Regions from separate parts of the Homo sapiens genome. Here region 1 is linked to region 2. A link is a contact called in ENCODE Hi-C data. All regions are on one chromosome and are shown on one strand. Each heading gives the region's core, a stretch centred on a gene start or an enhancer-like site at or near the end of the contact. The rest is flanking DNA. Distances are from core to core; before and after follow the strand shown. Region 1 overlaps SLIT1 (slit guidance ligand 1). Region 2 overlaps SLIT1 (slit guidance ligand 1).

Evidence for each region. Hi-C counts contacts between places; a loop is a spot of excess contacts on that map.
Region 1: a loop to region 2 is called in a map with no recorded cell type, with 7 times the contacts of the local background. The contact joins two enhancer-like sites. A Hi-C loop is called at or near these places in 1 of 168 maps with a recorded cell type or tissue (transverse colon) and 1 of 37 single-sample maps with no recorded cell type.

What each region holds. Positions count from the first base shown.
Region 1 is chr10:97,095,075-97,097,866 of GRCh38, forward strand. All of the region lies in intron 4 of SLIT1 (slit guidance ligand 1), which reads right to left. Among named protein-coding and RNA genes, the nearest start is that of SLIT1-AS1, 6.3 kb to the right of the region's middle. Within about 2 kb of position 1,322, at least 5 of the 41 ENCODE cell types and tissues checked have a DNase peak (open chromatin) inside an H3K27ac peak, as active enhancers do.
Region 2 is chr10:97,057,366-97,060,091 of GRCh38, forward strand. SLIT1 (slit guidance ligand 1) reads right to left here. Exons shown (of 37, transcript NM_003061.3): 10 at 2,722-2,726; 11 at 2,095-2,166. Among named protein-coding and RNA genes, the nearest start is that of SLIT1-AS1, 44 kb to the right of the region's middle. Within about 2 kb of position 1,271, at least 2 of the 41 ENCODE cell types and tissues checked have a DNase peak (open chromatin) inside an H3K27ac peak, as active enhancers do.

The DNA of each region.
Region 1 (2,792 bases), core at 72-2,571, 38 kb after region 2:
GAGTTCAAGACCAGCCTGGCCAACATAGTGAAACCCCGTCTCTACTGAAAATACAAAAGTTAGTCAGGCATGGTAGTGGGCACCTGTAGTCCCAGCTACTAGGGAGACTAAAGCAGGAGAATTAGTTGAACCCGGAAGGTGGAGGTTGCAGTGAGCAGAGATTGCTCCAGTGCACTCCAGCCTGGGCAACAGAGCAAAACTCCTTCTCAAAAACAAAAAAAAGAGAGAGAAAGAAACCCAATTAAACTGCATCCATGCTTTCCAGCCAGAGTCCAGTTGCTGACCTCACCACATCCTAATGCTATTCTTATGGACCAACCACTACTTCCCATGGAAGGTCCCTCTTCTTGGGGCTTCCCAGGGCCTTCCACACCCATTTTGCACCTTGCTTCCTTGCACAGCTTCAGATGCCAACTCTGGGACAAGCGGGGAGAAGCTAGCATGTCCCAAATGAAAAAAGGGATAGGACTGAATCCCGTGCCAGGGAGATTCTTAGTGAGAACTGAAGTCCACCCAGATATACCGATTGGTCCCTGAAGCTATTCCCCCTGGTTAGAAAAGCCACCATACTGCAGCAGGAAGAGAAGTAACAGCTGCACTTGTTGAACCTGCGTCTGTGCCCAGCTCTATGACGGACATCATGTGGATGGAAAAATGCTCCAGACCCCGGTTCAGAGGCCCTCGTTTCCTGCACCAGGTGTGTGACCTTGGGTGCGACCCTCTGCCACTCTGGAATTCCACGTCCCCATCTGAAGACACAGACGCTATCATCTCTAAAGCAGTGTTTCCCAGCCACTAATGTGCACACAAATCCCCTGGGGACTTGTTCAGATGGGCAGGTCTGGGGTGGGCCTGAGAGTCTGTGTTACCCCGGAGGCTGATGCTGCCAGCCAAGGGCACCCTTTGAGTTGAGAGGTGCAAGGTCCCTCCCGGATCTCACCTGGGGCTGTGCTTCCTCCCCAGTGGCCAAGCAGAGAAAGAATCTCTCACCCTGAGTGAGGCTGGCAGCTGTCCCCCTACCCCCTGCCTCTGCCCTGGTGTGCCAGGCACTCTGATTTCAGGCACCGTTAGAATTTCAGCCCAGCAAACAAAACAGCCAGCTGCGGCCCGAGCTTAGGGACCCAGACCACTGCCTTCTGCTTTTTCCTTTCCAAATGAAATTTGAGATGTCACTTGTTTTTTTAATCACAAAAAAGGCTGAGAAAAGAAAATAAGTATTTCCTTCGTGTCTGTCTCTGCTTCCTGCCCCCACTCACTACTTGCCAGAAACTAGGCTTGACATCCTCTCGCCATCACGCCCTCGAGCCCCCCCGCCAGCGCCCTGTTCCCTCAACCCCTCCTGCCCTCCCCACCACTCTCTGAGCGCACCTCTGGCAGAGCTGCCTTGCCAGGCTTATTTTTAACAGCTCTGATTGAAGCCGGGAGCCCGCTGACATTTACACTCCCTCATGATTATCAGCTCGAAGCTTCCAGCAGCCAAGCTAAAAAGGCTTCACGGAGCCCGAGCAGGAGGGGCCAGGAATGAAATGTCAGCGGCTCCTCACTCCCACCTCTTGCAGGGCTGCTTCGCCACCTGCCCACAGCACAGCCCACCCGCCCCAGCTCGACCCCGAGAGAGGGGAGGCGGAGAGCCCCCTTCCCCCAGCAAACCCAGAAAAACCCAGGGGCCAGCGGTTTTCTCACTTCTAGTAACCACATTTTCTCTCTCAAGAATCAGGGCACGTGGTGTGATTTAGAAATGCCTGGGTGTGAAAAGACTCATAGAGGCAGAAAAATTAAATCCCATTTAGTTTTGTATTTAATGAGAGCCACCAACAAGCCCCTCCTGGGTGGCTTTATCCTCATTTGGACAAATTTAAACCGCCCAACCAGCTGTCTGCCAAACGTACAGCCTTCCTGCTCCTCTCTGGAGTTCTGTACCATCCAAAGCTCCCATTTTTTCTCAGGGATACTAGGAAGGCAAGATGAGAGTGCACAGCGCCTGGCACCCCAAAAGAGGCTGACCCTGCCTCCGGGCTCCTCACTAGCACCCGCCTAGCCTAGGCCAGGCTCCCACCCAAGCGCCTCCACGTCCTGCACACACACTCCTGCGTCTAACACTGCAACCACATCTCATCCCTACAGCTACTACGCTGATGGGCCTGAGAAAGAGGATCCCAGAGCATGGAGTGCCTTGATGCTTTGCTGTCTCAGGAGAGATTCACTGTTGTGTTTTATGTCTGCTAAGCAAGGTCAGAGTTCATGGGAATGCATCTGGCTCATTTGGAAACTTCACTTGTAGAAGGTCTCAGAGACCACTAAATAATTTACTCCTGGGTCATGGAGGAAATAATTTTTACAGAGAAAGCATTTCCAACTCAATGCACTAAAAGGTCACTTCATTAAGACGGTGGCGGTGGGGTGGGGGTTTAGAGGTGAGAACGATGCTTCTGTGGGAGGAAAAACTAGCTGTTAAAAGCATAGAAAGAACAACCACAGTTTAGATTTCTTTCTTTATCAAAGACGTCTTGCCTTCCCTATGTGGATGCTAATACAAAAGCAAACAATCTAAAACTTTTGGTAGTGGGTGTTTTTTAAGTCTCAAGGAGCCCCCTCCAGGAAGTCTTCCCTGACTTACTCCACTCTGATCATTCGTTCAGTTTGCTATACTGCAGCCCTCTGCTATATGTCCTGGTCTGCAATCTGCAGCCCCAGGCAAAATATTAAATTTCTCATTATTTCCACTATTCCAGGAAGGCCTTCCCCAGCCATACACAATCTGTGGGCAGCCATCAGTCCTCGTACTTCTCTGC
Region 2 (2,726 bases), core at 21-2,520:
GCGCTGCCCCTAAGCCATTTACATGGAGCACATCCTAATGGTGTATATTTGTTATAGCAACTTGTCCACAGATGACAGTAAAGTGTCTTAAGAAAGCGTTGCCTGCTTCTTGGCGTAAAGTGCCCTATGGGCTAGAGATGCCCCTGACTCCAATCACTAACAAAGCAGCTCCTGCTTCACCGCCCTCACACGTGGACCCCACAGAAGGCTGCAAAGGGGCACTTCCTGGGAAATTCATCTGGTCCAGAATCCAAAAGGAGATTGTTGAGAGAAGAGAAAATCCCATGGGCAGGAATAATTAACATATTTTCAGAGAGTTACAGGAAAAAATAGAATGCCAGACGGCATATGCAGTGTGAGATCCGGATGGTGGGACTTCAAGCATTTTTTTTTTATACTTTAGCATTTTCAAAGTTTTCTGCATTGAGCATGAATTCCATGTATAGGTTTTTTAAAAAAACAAAAGTTCAAAAAAACACATGTAGACATGGGTGGGTTCAGGAGGACAGTGAAAACATCCAGGAGGTTTGGGGAGGGGGGTTGTATGCCATTCCCAATATCATAATCGGACCCCACAAGCTACCCTCGTAAACGTTCAAGCTGAGTAAAAAATCCTGGGTACTTCCTCTTCAAACATGGCTTCAAGGTCATTCCTGGAGTGAGGCACAGCAACAGCAAAGGCCCTGCAGTGGGAGCTGTGTGTGCCTGTCGTGTGTGGACAGGTGACGGGGCCAGTGTGGCTGGAATGGAGGGAACAAATGGGACAGTAACTTGGTCTTTACCCAGCCAGCATCAGGAAGCCACTGAGACAGCATCAGATTCCCATTTCAGAAACACCCCTCAAGCTGCTGGGTGGGAAATGGAGCAGAGGGGGCAGGAACTGAAGCAGGGAGGCAAGGTCAGGGCTGGCCGAGGTAGACACTGTTGATGGGGTGTACTGGAATCATCCACGTTCCTATATGCAGGGAGGTGGCTGTGACCAGGTACCCATGAACAACAGAAATCCACTTGGTTGGGTTATTCACTTTTACCTTTTTAGACTGCCATGTTCCAACTTAGGAGAGCTTTATTCACTTCTCAGAGGAAGGGCCCTGCATTTTGGCAGGCCACCTTCAGAATCTGATCTCCTCAGCCAATGACAACGATCCCTCACCAGGCTATCATGTACAGCTGTGTAGGGTGTACACTGCACAACTTCAGGGGTGCCATTCATAATTGGCCCCACCCTCTACTTGGACTCTGCTCCAAGAAAAGATGGCATACACAGAAGGCACTGAGCTGGCAGGCTCCTGCACTCCCCGGGGGAGTTCTATTCCGTTGTACTTGCCAGGCCTCTAGTCTATGCCAAGCATGAGTCCTGTGCTGCCAAGGAGCAGGTGAAAACACTCATCCCCTAGAGTAACAAATGGCCCCTCCTACAGGGAGCTCGCCCAACTCCAGGGCACCCTGAGTGTGCTCTCTGTACAGACAAAGTGCTGTAGGACCTCGGGTAGTGAGGCCCTTGGTGAGTGGGAGAGGGAGGTGCTTCACTACCTTTTGTATGTTTTATTGACAGACTTCCCCAGTAGATCCTGAAGGAAGGGAAATACTGAAGGAGGAGCGGGCAAACACTGTCCTAGCAGCACCCACCACATCTTGGGATTCATTACATTTGGGATAAAAGATAGCAAGTTGTGGCAGATGTCACAACTGGAGCTGGTGCTCACTGGCCCTGCGGTGACTGCAGAGGCCTCAGGAGCACAGCATGCTGGGCTTCGGGCGGGGGACGGGGCCAAGATGGTTGTGCAAAGAATGCTGGGAAAATCCTCACTGTGGCAGGGAGTGCATCCCAGTTGCCAGGGGCAACAGCTCTGCCTAGCTTCTCCACACTTCTCCCGCTCCCAGCGTCGGAGGGTCCACCAGTGAGGAAGAGGGAGCTGGAACAGCAAACCCTTTGCAGCCAAAGGATGACCCACTGAGGCTGGGGTGGGCAGGGGCTGTGTGGAGGGGGGCATAGCCCTGCTCCTCCTCCTGCATCCACCAGGACCCTGGGCCCTGCCAGCCTCCTCAGGGGATGCCCTGGGCCACTGAGGAAGCCTTGGCACTGCTACTCACAGCGAGTTCAGGGAGCGGAGGCCCTGGAAGGCGTCGGGTGCAATCTCAGCGATCTGATTGTTGCTCAGGTCTCTGCAAGGTGAGCAGAAGGAGAGGGGGCATCTGAATCCCTCAACAGCCACTAAGCCCTGCCCAGTCCCCTCCACCTCCTAGATGTCACAGGAGCAGGGTGGAGTGCTTTGAAATGAGAATAGTGAGAGGCCAGATCTCTCCTCCATTTGAAAAGCCCATGGCCGCTATTTCCCTGTGCAGTCTGAGGGCTGGGCAGGAGGGGGCACTCCAGCTTGGGAAGTTATGGACAAAGCTTTCCCATGCATCCTGGCAGTCTCCTAGCCCCCTCCCATCCTTAATTGCTCCTATTGGTACCCAAGCTGAAACGGGAGGATGACAAGCAGCTCCCATCACAGGCCAGGCTCAGGCTCAGCACTCCCTTCAGGCCTCACGATAGCCCTGCAAGGAGGTCCCCGCATCACAGCCAAGCAGCCTGAAGGGCAGGAAGGTCAGGTGGCTGGCCAAGGCCACTCAGCTGTGGGGGGCTGAGTTAGGGCCTGCCCCAGGGCTGTGGGACCACCCAGGATCTCCGTCAGCCCTGTACCAGCTCCCCAGGAAGCAGTGGGAGGCACTCACATCCT